Linked DNA regions of Homo sapiens: region 2 is linked to region 1. Evidence: chromatin loops called from intact Hi-C (ENCODE). Cell type or tissue: endothelial cell of umbilical vein. All regions are shown on one strand. Links, peaks and the distances in the headings refer to the core of each region. The heading gives the core; the rest is flanking DNA. Region 1 overlaps SMG6 (SMG6 nonsense mediated mRNA decay factor). Region 2 holds the start of LOC107984988 (a long non-coding RNA gene).

Region 1 (8,326 bases), core at 37-8,036:
GAAATTACTGAAGAAAAGAATAGAACAAAGAGAGTATTTGCACTCAAAGGCATATAAGGTGAAAACTTTTCTGCTTCAAAGATACAATGATTACGTTAATGCCAAATCAGTGCTCTTGAAGCACGCCTTCACCGGGGTATTACCAGCTCAACAAAACTCAAGAACTCTTCAAATTCACTTATGGTGCCACTCACATCTTTATATATGGCACAAACTGTCTCTCGAACTAGGAAGATACCTGCCTTATGTGTCTGGATCTCCCAGGCTGTGTTGGCAATACGTGTTTCGTAAGTATCTGCAGAATAAGCATCAAGGCAGGACCAAACATGAGACTAATCTCGACCAGCAATAAAGCTGCTCACGTTGCTGCCACTGATGAGCACTGGAGATATGTTTTACATTTCCTAGTAATGAACACTAGAAGCTGGAGGAAATGTTTATATTTTTCAAATTTCCTTTTTCTTTCTTTTTTTTCAGACGGGGTCTTGCTCTGAGACCCAGGCTGCAGTGCAGTGGCGCAATCATAATGAGCACCAAACCCCTGCACTTAAAAAGTTCTCCTGCCTCAGGCTCCTGAGTAGCTGGGACTACAGGCGCTTGCCACCACACCTGGCTGTTTTTAAACTTGTTTGTAGGGACAAGGCCTCACTATGTCACCCAGGCTGGTTTAGAGATCCTGGTCTCAAGTGCTCCTCCCACTTTGGCCTTCCAGAATATTGGGATTACTGGTGTGAGCCACCATGCCTGGCCCTTTTGCAGGTTTTTTTTAAAAAAATTTTATTTATTTATTTTTTGAGACAGAGTCTCACTCTGTCACCCAGGCTGGAGTACAGTGGCACAATTTCAGCTCACTGCAACTCCACCTCCCAGGCTCAAGCAATTCTCATGCCTCAGCCTCCCGAGTAGCTGGGATTACAGGTGCCTACCACCATGCCTGGCTAATTTAGTAGAGACGGGATTTCACTATGTTGGCCAAGCTGGTCTCGAACTCCTAGCCTCAAGTGATCCACCCGCCTCAGCCTCCCAGAGTGTTGGGATTACAGGCGTGAGCCATCACGCTAGGTCTGCTTTTGCAGATTTCTAAAAGGTCAAGAGTTCCTAAAGATTCAACTCCTAGGTTGGCCATGGAAATGACCCATGTGAGCTTATCATCATTCTTTTCTCTTGAGCCTCAGTATCCTCTTTTACAAAATTTGAAGGGTGTGGCTCACACCTATAATCCCAGCACTTTAGGAGGCCGAGGCAGGAGGATCACTTGAGCCTAGCCTGGGCAAGATGGTGAGACCCCGTCTCTATTAAAAAACAACAAAAAAAGTTTTTTTTGTTTTGTGTTGTTTTGTTTTGTTTTTGAGACGGAGTCTTGCTCTGTCACCCAGGCTAGAGTGCAGTGGCACGATCTTGGCTCACTGCAACCTCTACCTTCTGGGTTCAAGCAATTCTCCTGTCTCAGCCTCCCGAGTAGCTGGGATTACACGGCCCGCCACCACACCTGGCTACTTTTTCTATTTTTAGTAGAGACGGGGTTTCACAATGTTGGCCAGGCTGGTCTCAGACTCCTGACCTCGTGATCCGCCTGCCTCGGCCTCCCAAAGTGCTGGGATTACAGGCATGAGCCACCATGCCCAGCCAAAACTTTTTTTTTTTTTAATCAGCCAGGCATGGTGGCACATGCCTATAGTCCCAGCTACTCAAAATACAAAAAATTTAGCTGGTCATGGTGGCGTGCCTGTAATCCCAGCTACTCGGGAGGCTGAGGCAACAGAATCGCTTGAACCCGGGAGAAAGAGGTCCCGCAGAGGCGGGAGGATTGCTTGTGCGCAGGAATTTGAGGTGGCAGTGAGTTATGATAGTGCCACTTACTCCAGCCTGGGTGACAAAGTGAGACTCATCTCTTAAAAAAAAAAAAAAGGAGGTAATAATACTTACATGGCAGGCTTATTTAGAGAACTTAACGAAATACTGTACAGAAGTACCTAGCTCAGGGACTGATACATGATAGATACTCAGGAGATGTTATTTTCCCCTGCCGTGGATGGAGAATAATAAAGCAGAGTACCACTTTATATGATTATATGATGTGGCCAGGGAAGCTCTCTTTACCAAGGTGATAGAAGGGAGTGCGAGAGGCACACAGCCGAGTACAGAGTGTTTCCGGTTAAGAAAAGAGCAACTGCAAAGACCCTGAGGCATGAGCGCTTGGTTTGTTTGAGGAACAGCAAGGATGTCAATGTGACTAGAGCACACTGGGTTGAAGGACAGTAGGAGGACCTGAGGTCAGAGAGCTTGGGAGTGGGATGAAGGTGGGGTCACATAATGGAGGGCATCGTAGGCCACTGTGAAAACTTTGGCCTCTAAGTGAGAGGAGCAACCATCAGAAGGTTTTGAACTAAGAAATGACATGATCTCACTGATATTTTAAAAATAGACTGAAGAGTAGAAGGGGGAAGGAACCAGAGCAACCAGTCAGAAGGCATTTCAGAGAACTGAACCAGGGTGCAGTGGGAAGACAGAATTGTATCTGTGTGTGTTTTGAAGGTAAAGAAGACATTACCTGCTGATGGATTAGATATGGAAGTGTGACAAAGAAGTGCCAAGAATAACCCCAAGCATTTTGACACAAGCAGCCCAAAAATCAAGGCTGCCATTTACCAAGATGGGGAAGGGTAAAGGAAGACCAGGTTGGCGGGCAGCGGGTGGGGCAGGATTCAGGAGTTTGGATTTGGACATGTTAGGTTTGACATACCTATTTCACAGTCGTTGAAGTGGAGACCTACCTTAGTCTCACTGAGCCGCCACTGCCCCCTAGGTAGCCTGTGGATCACTACATAGGCTGAGGGCTGGTCTGCTGGCTCTGTGTTCTCCTCGAGCCAAAACACATACGTGGTATCTGACACTAGAGCTGAGAGAGCTGATGAAGATGGGGCGTAGGAAGAGTCTGAAGCTCGTTAGGACTCTTCTACTCAGCACCTGTCCCACACTAAAAGACAGCTTCAATAGCGAACTCCCCAAAGCATCCTCTGGAATCAAGACCACCTTGTGATCACCAAAGAAAAGTATGGGGATCCTCTGGCCCAAGCCATGTCATCCAGTCTCTCTTCTAACTCAACATCTTCCACATGTATAAAACAACTTGTTAGCTGTCCTCAGCCTCACATACTACAAATCCCCATTATTTTCCCATTCTGAGACTAGAAGAGCAGAATTTCACTCTACGTTTTTGTTGGAAAGGCAAAAAGTAAGTATTCCTCTTGGGAAAGAAGGGTTCTCTGATTCCCAAGATGTAGTAGCCATTAAGTGCATCCAAAGAGTATGAGTTTTTGATATATCAATGTCTAGAACCTTAATCTACTTACAGCAATTTAACCAAAGGGAATATATGCTCAAATTCTGCTACAAGAAATTGATACACTATTCATAACTGTAAAAAAATTGGGAACATTCTCTTGGTTCAATAAAGCAAAGATTGGTTAAAGAAATCTTGGAATATAAAAGAATTCTGGGTAACTATAAAAATGATTCCATATAAGAATATATTAAAAATGTTAGGAAAAAAGCAGATTACAAACAGTATATACAGCTGGGCATGTTAGCGCAGACCTATAATCCCAGCACTTTGGGAGACTGAGGCAGGTAAATCACTTGAGTTCAGTAGTTTGAGACCAGCCTGGCAACATGGTGAAACCCCATCTCTATAAAAAATACAAAAATTAGCTAGGTATGAAGGTGGGTGCCTGTAGTCCTAGCTATGTGGGAGGGTGAGGTAGGAGGATCACTTGAGCCTGGGAGGCAGAGGTTGCAGTGAGCTGAGATTGTGCCACCATACTCCAGCCTGGGCAACAGAGTGAGACTCTATCTAAAAATAATAATAATAAAATAAAATAAAAACAAATAGTATATATAAATATTAATATAACCTCCAGTTTTATTGAAAATGAAAGAGTGTGTGTGTGTGTGTGTGTGTGTGTACTATAAATTAAATACGATTATATATGATCAGCAAAATAACAGTGCTCTCACTTCTGGGTAGAAAGAAGGATTACGGATAATTTTTCCTCTTTTTATTTGTGTGTGTTTTCCAGATTTTCCACAGTGAACAAATACTCTTTTATACTAAAAACTGTTTGTTTGCTTGTTTGCTTGTAGAGACAGGTTTCTCATGTTGCCAGGGATGGTCTCAAACTCCTGGGCTCAAGCGATCCGCCCGTCTCCGCTTCTCAAAGTGCTGGGATTAAAGGTGTGAGCCACTGCAACGGGCCAAGACTTTATATTCTACATAAAGTCTCTCATATTTGTGGCTCATGTTTGGAATTTTTACTTTTTTTTTTTTTTTTTAACATCTCCCTATGTCCCTAGTATATACTTCATGTAGGTCAAAAGACTTCCTCCTGAGAAGACATTTGTGGAGCCTCCCCAAAGGCCTGTCCCCAGGGGATGTGATCCTCACTACTCTGCAGAGAAGTCAGTCACAGGGTATTCCTGCCTCCACACAGCACTTCGCTCCCAAGCTCGGTGGCTACTACTTCCCTAGCCTAGTAACTGTTATTACACGTGGGAAATGTGAAGCCGACTGGACTACCCCTACTCTTTACCTGGCTGAAAACCCAACTGATAAGCAGAGACTAAGAACTCCACAGTCTCCAACAGCGCAACAGGGAATCGGCTTTGTTTTCTATAAACAGACAGGCAAGAAAAACGTTCAGGTTAAAACGCAGTCCTCAGAGGAAGGAAAATAGAAACCAGGCAGTGGGGAATGCTTCATATTCCTACAAGTTTTTTTTTCTAAGTTAACACATGGTGTCTGCTTCTCTCTAGTCACCTATTTATCACTCTCCTCCTCAGAGAAGGGAAAAAGCCCTGGCTGTTTTCCTAGTGCAGAGCTTTGTGGCGGAGGGGGGCGGGGAGGAAGGGGGAGAAAGGAGGGTGCTTTAAGCATGATGCAAACCATTTGGAGCTGAGTGAGAGCACTGCCAACACAAGCTGCACTATTTAAACAAGTGAGGAAATGATCGTATATACAACATGCCAGCAAGCACACACACACACCAAAGGAAGTCGAGAGGGCTTTTTTTTTTCAGGACACAGAGCTGGATGTCAGCGGCTAAAAGGTCGATATTTTCCCTTAACACCCTTCTCAATGACTTAATCATGTTCCATTTGCACAGAAAACTTCCCAAGAATAAAAAAGTCTGGAGAATTAAGAGGAGGGGCGAATGGGGAGGGATGTTTGGCCTGGGGCTGACCTTATCCGAGGTTTTCTCCACGTAGCAGGGGTCCTGAGGGGCAGCCAGCAAGGGGACAAAGCCCGAGAGAAGCCGATCCTCTTCCAGGATAAGAAGGGTGAGGTCATCATCCGGGTCCTTGTACAGTGGCACCTCAGACTGATTCACTGCAGTCAGTATGTTACAGAAATCAGCCAGCGTCGACCATACATCCACAGCAACACTGTGAGAAATAAGGTAAGAAAAGAGCAGCTCTAAAGAGGGACCAGTAAAAAAAAGTATTCTCAGTATTTGTGAGCAGGGAAGTACTTGCAGCAAATGTTGTCTAGGCTGGCATCTGCCAGGAAATCATACCCCAAAAATGCTAGGAAACAAAACTGTGCCCAAGGCAGCAATCTGAGGTATGTGTATGTGGATTTATGCAAAGTTGAAATTGATTAGGGGGAGTTTTTAATCCTCACCAGAGAGGAAAAAGAATTTGGAGACTCAGTTGCCTAATGCAGGGTCCTGTCATCTTTCCAGACAGTGTGCCTGAGACGCTTACTCAAACACTCTAGACACCCAGTGCTTGTGGCTGCTCCCAGAATTCCCCACTGCTGTCCAGCCAAGTACATGCCACACAGACAGCAACTGAGCACCAGCCTCTCCTCCTCCAGCCACAGCCATGGAGGGTCTAGTCACAATACAGCAAGAGTCATGCATGTTTTCCTCCTACAATGCTTTAGAAATCTCTTCCCTATATATAGGCAGGCAATCAATCAATCAATCAACCAATCACACAAACAAACAAAAACCTCATTCCTGGCCCATCAAGATCCTCACAGGAAGGTAAAGCCTCTTACACAATTCATCAGCGCTGTCTCAGCCATTCCACACCTCTCCTTTCTCTCATTTGTGGAAGGTGAGATACAGGGTGATCAACTATTCCGGTTTGTGTGGGACTGTCCCAGTTTTAGCACTGAAAGTCCCACGTCCCCAGAAACCCCCCAGTCCTGGGCAAACTGGGATGGCTGGCTGTCCTAATTGCGTATCACCAGGTCCTGGCTGAACCTGAGAAGAAACCTTGAAACTGCAAAGTCTGGCTCTCCTTAATTGAAATTTCAGCATAGAATTATAAAAAAAGAGGTTCATTTCTCTGTCACCATCACTTGTCAAAAATCGACTGTGGGTCAGATTCCTGCTTTGGTGGGTGCTGAGGATCCATAAAGCTTTTTTTTTTTTTTTTTTTTTTTTTTGGCCTGCCCAGGGATACTACAAATTGTGGTAAGCATATAGGGCCTGCCAAGGCTACAGACTTGGCTTTCTTCTCCAGGAAAGCACCTAACCAGGAGTCTGGAACAGATAATATCCTATGGATGCTAAGTTTTACTCTAAAAGAAGAGAGATGCATAGGAGAATTACAAAGAAAAGCTTCACAATTAGATTCATGAGCTAGAGTGGCAAGAGGCAATATGTAAAGAGAGCTGTAAGAATCATCCTGGGCGGGGTGTGGTGGCTCACGCCTGTAATCCCAGTACTTTGGGAACATGAGAAGGGAGGATCACTTGAGGCCAGGAGTTCAAGACCAGCCTGGGCAACACAGTGAGACCCTCTTGCTAAAAACAACAAAGAAGAATCATCCTGGAATCTCCCCAGTGGAGTTACTGCCTATGAGTCCTACTAGGGAGGGGCCTCAGATCTAAGCAATTTGTTTCTCCTGGAGACCAAGAATCTTTGGGAGATGGCAGAAAAGAAAGCATTCAAGGGACATGCCACCGAAGGTGACAGTGGGGGAGAAAGTGGAGCAGAGGTATGGGAACTCCCTGACTGGCTCCAGGTGGAAGGAGGCTGCAATGGTTTATTTACTGTAATCATTGCACTAGGAAAAGGCAATGAAATGAAACATCTTGTTTTCAAGAGTGTCCTGGGAACCAGACGGAACACAGCCCCATTAATCACACAACGGCACATAATCAACACACGTGTACTGCAGAAGTAACTCGCTTCACAGGCTTTACCCAGGAAAAAGAACATGTTTGGGAAGAATCACCGGAGGGACGAGTTTTCTAAAGCCTCTCTCAGCGCAGACACCGACAACCAGACTCATTCACAAAGCTCCATCTTTTGGCTCAGCCGGGTTTGGCTGTCAGAAATGTTTAAATATGGAAAAAAATAAACAGTTGCAACACGTTTCTGTGCAGAGATCTGCCTGAGCTCCTTTGTGATGTAATGGGAAACGCGGCATTCAGGCTACCAGCTGTAGAATAAACAGAACTTCGAGGGTTAAAAGGAACTGAACTTTCCACGACCCCATCTGCAGAGAAGAAAATAATAAGAGGAATGATGCACTGCCCCACAGCCCTGATAGTTTATCCTCCGGTCCCGGCTGCAGAGACAAGCACCGGATGTGATAGGGCTGCTCAGGGCCGCCTCCGAGGTTAGTGCTGCCCATGGGAGACGCACAGGGAGGCTCTTCCAGTTCCCCGCTTCCTCCCCCAGTGCCCTGCTGGCCACTTGAGCCCGCTGCCTGAGTCTGATCCCACAGCACTGGTGAGCTTTGGCCAACAGGCACTGCTCGGCTGCAGAGCAGCAATTTGGAAAATAAACAGGAAAGACGACAGTGAGAAGGAAGAAGGTGAAAAGTCTCCCAGCTGAATTCTTGGCTTGGGGGCCCTGGTTGGTGCGTGCAGGTCAAGGCTGCTGCAGGACATAGTTGGGGGTTGGGGGTGGTGTGGGCAGCAGCATCCCCAGCCAGAGAGAGGCGGCCGAAAATTACCCACGGCTGCCACAGTGGGAGGCCCCACATCCCTCTCTCATCCTCCCACCCCTACCATCTTGGATCCAAGATGAAGAAATATGTGGTACCATGTGGTTCTCATTACCATGCTCTCCTGTCCCCTAAGGCTCAGATAAACCAAAACTGACTCCTCCCAGAGACTGCTGGCCACCACTAGGGACCCCTGCCCACATACGCCTTTTTGCCCATTACCACCCACCTTGTACCAAAACCTTGAGACTCACTGCAAAAATAAGGTGGACGAGAATCCCTACCTCAATGTTGATTTGTAAGAAAGCAGCTGATGCCAAAAGACACAGGGAGTGCCCAGAGTTCCCAACTCAGAAATATA
Region 2 (8,326 bases), core at 42-8,041, 100 kb before region 1:
GCCCCAGGGACCCCTGGGGGGCTGCCCTCAGAGCTGCAGAGGGCTGGGCTCGGGAGACCATGGCCAGCACCAGCTACAGTGAATCATAAAGACATTCTTGCTGTCAGACGGAACTCACTGAGGACACCCAAGAAAGGAAACGGATGCATGCGGGGTGAAGAACCTCGCGGCCTAGGGCTGGGCTTCCTGGGCTAGGCTCATCTCTAGTTGGCCCAGGGTGCACCTGGCATTCCCTGGGGCTGGGGGAGCCAGGACAGGGAGGTTGGGCCTCAGGCATACATCAGCCCTGAGCACTGATTCCTTAGACTTCCCAGGCCAGAGTCAGTGGAGCCCTTCTCAGGGGCTGAGGATGGGTAGGATGAGGTAGGGCAGTGGGGATGGAAGATCCCAAGGCGGAGGCAAAGCTGTACCTTTGCTGGCGGGCATGAAGTCCTTAGCCTTGTCTTTGCAGTAGTGGAGGCAGCAGGACAGGATGAGATCATCGTTGTTACCCTGGAGGAAGACGTGTGTGAGAAGCACCACTGGGCAGAAGGGGGCGCCATGTGGAGGAGGAGGAGGGATCCTCTGCCTCGGGGGCCCTGGGCAGGGCCACCTCCCCGATCCCTCCCATGCATGCGCTGGCCCTGCCTGGCCTGATCTGACTGTGCTACGAGTGACTTAGGGGAGAAGGAACTCCCCCACCTGGGCCTCCATGGTGGCTGGCCCTCAGCTGCCCAGGCTGATGGGCCTCCTTCAGCCCTTCCTTCCTGGAGACCTTGTTCTGGAAGCTGGCTGTGGGCTTTCCCTTCCTGCCACAGGGTCTCACCAGCTGGCCAGTGATGTCCTCACTGCGGAAGGCGATGGATTCGAGTTCATTGCCACGGCTGGTCAGGGCTCGCAGGCAAGAGTCCCGACTCTCGAATCGCTGCTCGAGGAACTCGATGGACTTGCGGGCCTTCTCTTGTACCACACGGGCGTAGCCCCCAGCCCGGTGGTCTGTCTCCTGCCCCTTGGCCAGGCCGTCCAGCTCATTGATCACTGATGAGATAGAGCCCCACAAGGTATCAGCCTCAGCAATCAGCTTTCATCCTAGGCCTCTGTCCATTCACTTTCCCAGCCAACACCTTCCCAGACCAGAATCCATCCTTCCCCCACAGGAGTCTTCCAATGAAACTAGGGCCGGAGGGGAGCTTGTGGGGGCAAGAAGTGTCTCGAGATTTCACAGGGCTCTACTCCCTTTCTGTCTCTTCTCCTGGGCCCTGCCCTCCTCTTGGGAGGAACTTAAAGGAATCTTCTGGAGCTGCTGTATTTAGAGGAAGAAATCTGGTCCCTCTATTGCATTCCTTGGTTACAGGACTCACGTGAAAGGGTCCCTCAGGAGAGTCCAGGGTATGCAGCAGCTCGAGGGAAAGGGAGGCGTCCTTCCTTAACTCCTTGGGCCCACACACACTGCAGTCCAGGAGGGGTAAAGTTCTACCCCCAGCCCCACTGGTGGAGTGCAGGGAGGTCACCATGGAGGAAGGGGCAGTCACAGCCTCATTTGCAAGGCCCTGGTATTTCTCAAGACCAGAACCTTGGCACATCTACCTTCTCTGATACTGCACGTGTGTGTGTGCGCGCACGTGTATGTCTGTGTGCGTGTATGTGTCTGTGTGCGTGTGTACATGTATGTGTGTGTGTACATGTGTGTATGTGTATGCGTGTATGTGTGTACATGTGTGTATATGTCTCTGTGTGTGTGTGTGTGTGTGCCTGTCTGCCTCCCTATGTGTCTGGGACATGGCTTCATTTTCTGGTGAAGATTCTTTCCAAAATTCCAGCCAAAAGCCTGAGGTCAAGTGGGAAATATGTGCTCCTCGGGGGCTCTGGGAGAGTTTGGGGTCTGAGGCCTCTCCTTAGCGCAGTGATTCATGGCTCAGGGAGCCGGCGTGAGCATGCTGTTCCATGGTGAGCCTGGCACTCATTGTCTGGGTATTCGGAGACACTTTCTGGAAAGGGCCCATGTGGGAATACACACACACACACACACACACACACACACACACACACACACAATGCCCATGCTTTCGGCACCCTGAGGCTGCAGTGTCCACACAGTGCATGGCTGAGGTTGGGAAGCAGTGGTAGATGGGTGTATGGTACAGCAAACAACATCAAACAGGAAAAACGGGTATTCTATCCCAAAATCTGCTTTCCTGCTTCCAAACTAAACAGGCTTCAAAGAGGAAGCTTGTTTGTGCTTCTGCACCAGGCGGGGCTTCTCCACGCTGGGGTCAGGTCTGCGGAGCACAGAGCAGGTTAAAGAGCACCAGAAACAAGAAGGGAAAGCTGGCGGCTTAACCCTTTGCTGCTCTGGGCACAGGACGTGAGTCTACCAAGGAAAGCATCAGTAAACAGGAGCCCTCCTCTTACAGCCTCTGGGAGAGTCCAGGAGCCTGCCCAGCTGAGGCAGGTCCAGAGAGGCTGGCCTGTATGGCTGTAGCACAACTGTCAGTTCCCAGCACCCTTAGGCGTCGTCTCTTTGTCCTGCATGTATCTGCTGGGTTTTCTCATGCGTTTGCTCCCTCCCCACCGAATCCGGATTTCCTTACTAAACCCTAAGCTCCTCAGGGCCAAGGGCTACAGCCTGCCTTTCACCGGATCAAGAACAAGGAGACTCAGCCCACAGCCTGGGGTACGATCAGTCCTGGTGACAAAAAACCCTGGCAGCCTGGGACGGCGTCTGAGGCACCTTACGGCTCTTAGGGGGCTCCTGAGATGTCCACAGCCTCTTTCAGTTGTACCCTTTCCTGACCATCTAGCAAAACACTTTCTTTCCCCTGAAAAGCTCCTGGGTAGGAAAGCAGAGAGACATATGACCCGGCAAGGCAGCCCGCCCCAGCGAGGAGAAGGGAAAGCCTGGGACAACGTGATGGTTCTGCTGCCCTGCCTTGGTGACAGAAACTGTTCTACTGTTGAAGAGCAGAAAGCCTTCCCTTAGGTCTAAGGGCCTGGATTTAAGAGGTTCTGGCCAGGCCACATGGGGAGGGGAAGGAAGACGGGGAGGGTGGAGGCAGGGAGGAGGGCTGCTTCGGTGCCAACATTCTCAGGTGGTGCTAACGTGTTTCCCACAACCCCCCAGGGTTCTGCAGCCTCTGCAGGGGCGGATGTTTCCTGCCCTTTGTTTCCACCCCCATCTGGCACTAAGACACTTGGGACTGGGAGGGAAGGCCCAATGGAACATCTTGGCATGGATGTCAAAGGTGGCTTGGCAGGCAGACTGCCAGTCTGGTGGCTTTTCCAGAAGACAAGGCTCTCAAACTTGCTCCAAGTAGCTGCTGAGAAGGGGATGTGCAAACGCCTGGGCCTCCCAATCATCTCCTAGACTCTCTCCCTCCACAGAGGCCATCAGCTAGATATGAGCCCAGAGCCCAGAGCCCACCCTGAGGCTGACCCACCACAGAGCTCCAAGAACTAAGGGTACCCAGACGGTCCCGTGGAGACGGCCCAGCTGGGCCTCTCTGGCTAGAGGGTGGGAAAGCAAGCTAGCTGGGTCCTGAGATGCTGACCCTGCACCAGCACCAAGGCCCAGACAGTGGTAAGGGCCCAAGTGGTAGGAATCCACAGGCATGAGCCAAGGGCTTGCTCTGGAGGGTTCCTGCTGGCCTAGCCTTAGGGTGACACTGGCCAGAAGAATGCTACCTCGAACCAACAGAGTGATCATGAAAAGCTACAAGACAATCAGACCAAAGGCATCTAACCACTTCAAAATCCTCCCAGCCTCCCTGCCAGACCACCCAGCAGCACTGCCGTTATCTGCCAGGGCTGAGTGTTTACCAATAACGGGAACCAGCTTTGCTGTTTTACTGCAAGCTTTATAAGGATAAAAACAAGGGCTGGGCTCATGCAGCCTCTGGTTGCTGGGACACAGGAGTCCATTTGCTCAAGCAGTTTAAGCCATGGATCAGCCATGAGAATGTGAACTACTTTGATTATTAAACAGTTTTCTTTGCCCCACGCGTTCCCTACTCCCCTGCAAATCCCATCTTACACACGCACAGCAGGGCTCTGCCTGCCTGGCCCCCAGGCCGTGGGGCGTGTGTGGAGGGGGCTGCTGTGCACATGCAAGGCCGCTCTGCCCTTCCCGCCTGACTCACCGATGAGGGGCACCACCAGGATGTACTTCCTGCTCTCCAGCAGCCGCGCCAGACTGGCCAGGTGGTCAATGAAGCCGTTGGTGTCTGGTACGAGGAACAAAGGTCTGATTTCGAGCTCCATCTGCCTCATCTGACTGTGGTCCTCCAGGACAGCCTATGGGGACAGAGTGGTGAATGAGCCAGACAGCGAGCAGGCAAGCAGGTGGGTGAGCCAGGGCCCTGACACTACGGTGTGTCAGCATCCTGCCCCTAGGAACCTCTTCCCCTCCACAGTAATAACCAGTCCCCGTCGGGTCTCAGGGATAGGCCCAAGGGCTGAGCATAGCACTGCAATAAAAACAGAGCTCAAGGGGCCCAGGGAATGGCATGGGTACAACCCTGCCGAGGGCTGAGAAAGGATCCTGAGGATATTCAACATAACAGGTCTCTCAAAGTAAGACTGGGACTCAAATTCAACAAGGGAGAATTAGGTTCCTTAGATATGAAAGTGGTTTCACATACATTATCTAGAAAGCCTACAGAGGAGGTACTTTTCAATCTAGACATGAAAATGCAAACAGAATCTGTTATTTTGACTTACTTCACTGTGTAGCTAAAACAAAACAAAACAAAATAAAATATACCCTGGGCAACATGCTGAAACCCCGTCTCTACAAAAAAAAAAAAAAATTAGCTGGGTGTGGTGGCACACGCCTGTGGTCCCAGCTACTTGGGAGGCTGACATGGGAGGATTGCCTGAGCTCTGGAGGCGGAGGCTGCAGCGAGCCGAGATCACACCACTGCACTCCACCCTGGGTGACAGAACGAGACCCTGTCTCAAAAAACAAAAACAACAACAACAAACAACGAACAATGAAGTTGAACTCAAAGGCTATACAAAAAAGTGATACTGACAGCTAATAATACGAAATTCTCCTGCAGCAGCAGCCGAAGTCCGTGCAATGTGATGAATTAAGACTCAACTCATGTGTCTGCAAAGAGCAACACCCAGGTCGATCACAATGGCCCACCACCTTGCCCTTGACCAGCGCAGTTTCCTAAACACGGGTCTTTTCTGTTCTACCTCTGCTCCTTTGCCACGAATCTGTACCAGCTACACTATTATTTACTCGACGTTTTTCTTTAAACTGACTTTGTCACTTTTTTTCTTAGCCTCTTCTTCAGCAACCATATCGTGGTACTAAGCAATTGACAGCCTAGTCATATGCTTACTAGTGCAAGCTAAACTGCCAAACAAAAAGTAGACAAAAGAATAAAAGCAGAAGAGTCTCCTTGGCCCCACTGTCCCACCGCCTCCTCTAGCACCTCTCACCAAGCACGTGGCCCAGCGCTTGCCTTCCCTGTGGACTTTCACATTTCTCAGGGAAGTTCCCGAGAGATGCACATTTGCAAAAGCCTGATTTTCTTCTCTGACAGCCTTACACGTGTGGCAGCGGCCCTTCGAGACCGGCTCTGGGTATGTCTGCCACTACAGAACATGGCCACTACTGCACTGCTTCCTCTTCTGGGGACCATGGCCAAGAATCGAACTGATCTGCTGGCATCTGCCCAGACAGCATGCTCCCTGAGTAGGGAGGTGGAGGGCACCCACACAAACCTGGCGGGGCCAGGAGGGCAGGTCCCAGCCCTGTCACACCCTCTCATGGCCTTCTGCCACAGAGCAACTTGCAGAGACCCAGATGCAGGCACAGGGCTGGGGAAGTGGACGTGCGTGCCAACCGAGATGGGGCCCACAGTGCTGGTCCTGGCCACCAACAGTCAGTGAGGAGGCTGCTCAGGTTTCACTGACAATGACAGTAAAACTGAAAGGGCATGCCTTCAAATGATGGGGGTGGCTTCTCTGTGACCTGCCAGGGACCTCTCCCTATGAGTAAGTTGTTGCTGCCACTGCCACCACAGCTGGTAAAGGCACAGGCTACAGAACGCTGGCAGGCATGAGAAATGCAGCTCAGGGGCCCGCTCTGCTGAAGTCTTCCTACTGATCTCACCTCATGAGAGCAAGGTGCCACTACTGCGGGCTACCTTCCCATGGGAGGCGGGGTCACTGACCCTCTACATAGGGCTGCCACCTAGAGGGTGACAGGCATTCCAACAAACCTGGCTTGGGCAGTTTGTAAGAACAGGAAATGGTCCCTGCTCAGGTTCAGTAAACCCCTCTGCCCTTTCTCCTCTTGCGGAGGAGCATCAGCACTCTCGTTCCTCATTTCTCAGGCCATGCGCTCTCCGTCTAGCTCTTCTGTTGCCAGGCATGCTCTCCTGGTACCGTGGCTCTCAAATCTGTCTTTCTGGGTGAGCAGGGACAGAACAAGCATGGCTTAGGGAGACGTGGGAGCAGTGGCAGCTGGAGTGACAGGGGCTGGGGGTCCGGCTCTGCACTGCGCCTCTGCCTCTGCCTCTGCCCCGCAAGTCCACTACCATCTCAGTTCTCCTGCCTTGAGAAACAACCGTCCAGCCTGGTCTGACTCTATCAAGGAAGTGGCTGCCATTTTTTTTTTTACCCTATGTGAACAGTCAGCTCCTAAGCCCTGGTACCATCCTACCTCTATTGCTGGCAATTAGGCAGGAGAGCCTTGAAGCCAGGTGGCTGAGGGATGCTGGGGACAAACTGAGCCTACCTGTGTGTTCTGATGGCAGGACAGAAGAAAAATCTAGAAGCGAGGTCCAGAGACGCTCTAAATTCCCCGGGTTCTTAGCTCTGGCTTGCAGCTAGAAAGGTGAATAGGCCGCAGCCTTTCAGAGGGGGCTTCCCTGGGTGTGGGGTGGGGCCAAGCCCCGTGAGGGTGGTCAGAGCTGTGCTGCCATCATCCGGTCCCAGGGACGCCCGCAGACAACTTCCCTTAACCTGGCTCTGCCCAGTGAGTCACCAAACAACTGCTTCCTGTTCCCCGCATGCCCTCATGGAGTCTCAGGAGATGAGATGAAGCTGCTCCCTTTTCTCCTGGGGTACCGGTGGGCCTCTGGGCGGGGGGGGTCACACCTGGGTCACAAGACTGGCTCAGTCCCCTTAAAAAGAGTGGCAGGCGGAGGAGGGCTTCGGAGTCCACAGGCACCCTTCTACGGGTGTCTGCATTTCCGGCCCTTTCTGAGTGGCGCTGTGTGTGTGTGTGTGTTTAGCATCTGCCCTCCCAACTTTTCCAGATTTTACCCGTCAGATTCCTGGCAGCTGTGCACGGCGCCTGTGCCGGCCGTCACGTCCCATTCCGATCTCTGGGTCGCACGGTAAGAGGAGGACACAGGATGCGCAGGGAGTGAAAAAGTGATGTCGGTGGGGAGAGTGCCAAGTCCCCACTCGCAGCCATGGGACACTTGGGGAGCAGGGGAAGCATGCCGCTGCAGAGTTCAGAGGCCGGTAGTGAGGTTTATTTTTGTTTGTATGAGTAAAAAGCTGCAGAAGCCTCTGGTGGGGGTGAGGGGGGTGCAACCGGAATGCTGTGGTTCAGACAGACTGGCCCTGGCATGGAGTCAAGCGTGCTGACCCGGAAGGAGAGTTCCACAGGAACCTTCTAACAGCAGCTGAGGTTGGGCCACAGTGATCCCTGGATAGTGCCCTTGGAACCCAAGCAACACACGGACACTCTGAATCAGGTTGGTAGCAATAAGGACCCAAGTTGGCATAAAATGTGGAAGAAAAAAATAATTCTGTTTCTGGAAGGTGCTAAGTAACTAACTTTCTCTAAGGTATGGGAGTTTCCTGGAGCAAGCTGGCAGAGAACTGGGAAAGAGATCATATACAATAATACCTAAGGAGGAAGCTAACAGGCTTGGGTCTCCAGGAAAAACTTTTGCAGGTTAAGTTCCTTCTCTACGGTGGAGATGATCTTATGATGCTTACCGCTGCAAGCTGAGACACTGAACATTACAAGTAACAGCAATTCAATGAGCTGACACAGGAGGTGTGGCACTTGGAGAACCTGGATCATGAAGCAGAGCAAGACCAGGAGAGGGCCTTCTGAGGTCTTCCTTCTGCTTAGGGGCTCCCATAGGGAGTGCGGCTGCTTCCTTCCCTCTACAGGGTGAAGAATCATTCATCCCTGAGCCTCTCTGGCCAGAGCAATGTCTTCAACAGAAATTAGAAGCTTTGTAACACAGGAAATTTCCACATTCACCTTATATATGAAAGTACCTAGCAAAGTGCCTGACACATATTAGTAACTCAATAAATGCCAGCTTCCTTTCTTCCTTCCTAACTCTATTTTTTATTTTCTACATAT

The links. A loop is a pair of places that touch in the nucleus more often than their neighbours do. Peaks named below come from ENCODE experiments on the same cell type or tissue, not always from the same donor. Only the 100,000 strongest peaks of a DNase experiment are listed, where the experiment ranks them.
Region 2: a loop joins it to region 1, with 4 times the contacts of the local background. A loop is called at or near these places in 48 of 110 quality-filtered maps.

Annotation. Positions count from the first base shown.
Region 1 is chr17:2,167,418-2,175,743 of GRCh38, forward strand. It overlaps SMG6 (SMG6 nonsense mediated mRNA decay factor), which reads right to left. Exons shown (of 19, transcript NM_017575.5): 13 at 5,241-5,442. Among named protein-coding and RNA genes, the nearest start is that of SMG6-AS1, 82 kb to the left of the region's middle. RefSeq lists an enhancer at 5,476-6,212. In endothelial cell of umbilical vein, for the core only: CTCF peaks have their summits at 2,827 and 7,744; DNase peaks (open chromatin) are centred at 5,014 and 7,564; H3K27ac peaks cover 4,124 bases.
Region 2 is chr17:2,064,663-2,072,988 of GRCh38, forward strand. SMG6 (SMG6 nonsense mediated mRNA decay factor) reads right to left here. Exons shown (of 19, transcript NM_017575.5): 16 at 4,116-4,269; 17 at 806-1,017; 18 at 411-492. LOC107984988 (a long non-coding RNA gene) reads left to right here and starts at 6,934. Exons shown (of 2, transcript XR_001752757.2): 1 at 6,934-7,058; 2 at 7,254-8,302. RefSeq lists enhancers at 449-1,202, 5,567-5,786, 6,107-6,166, 6,537-7,736 and a silencer at 489-651. In endothelial cell of umbilical vein, for the core only: a CTCF peak has its summit at 540 (motif pointing right); DNase peaks (open chromatin) are centred at 539, 3,089, 4,219, 6,969 and 2 weaker places; H3K27ac peaks cover 7,844 bases.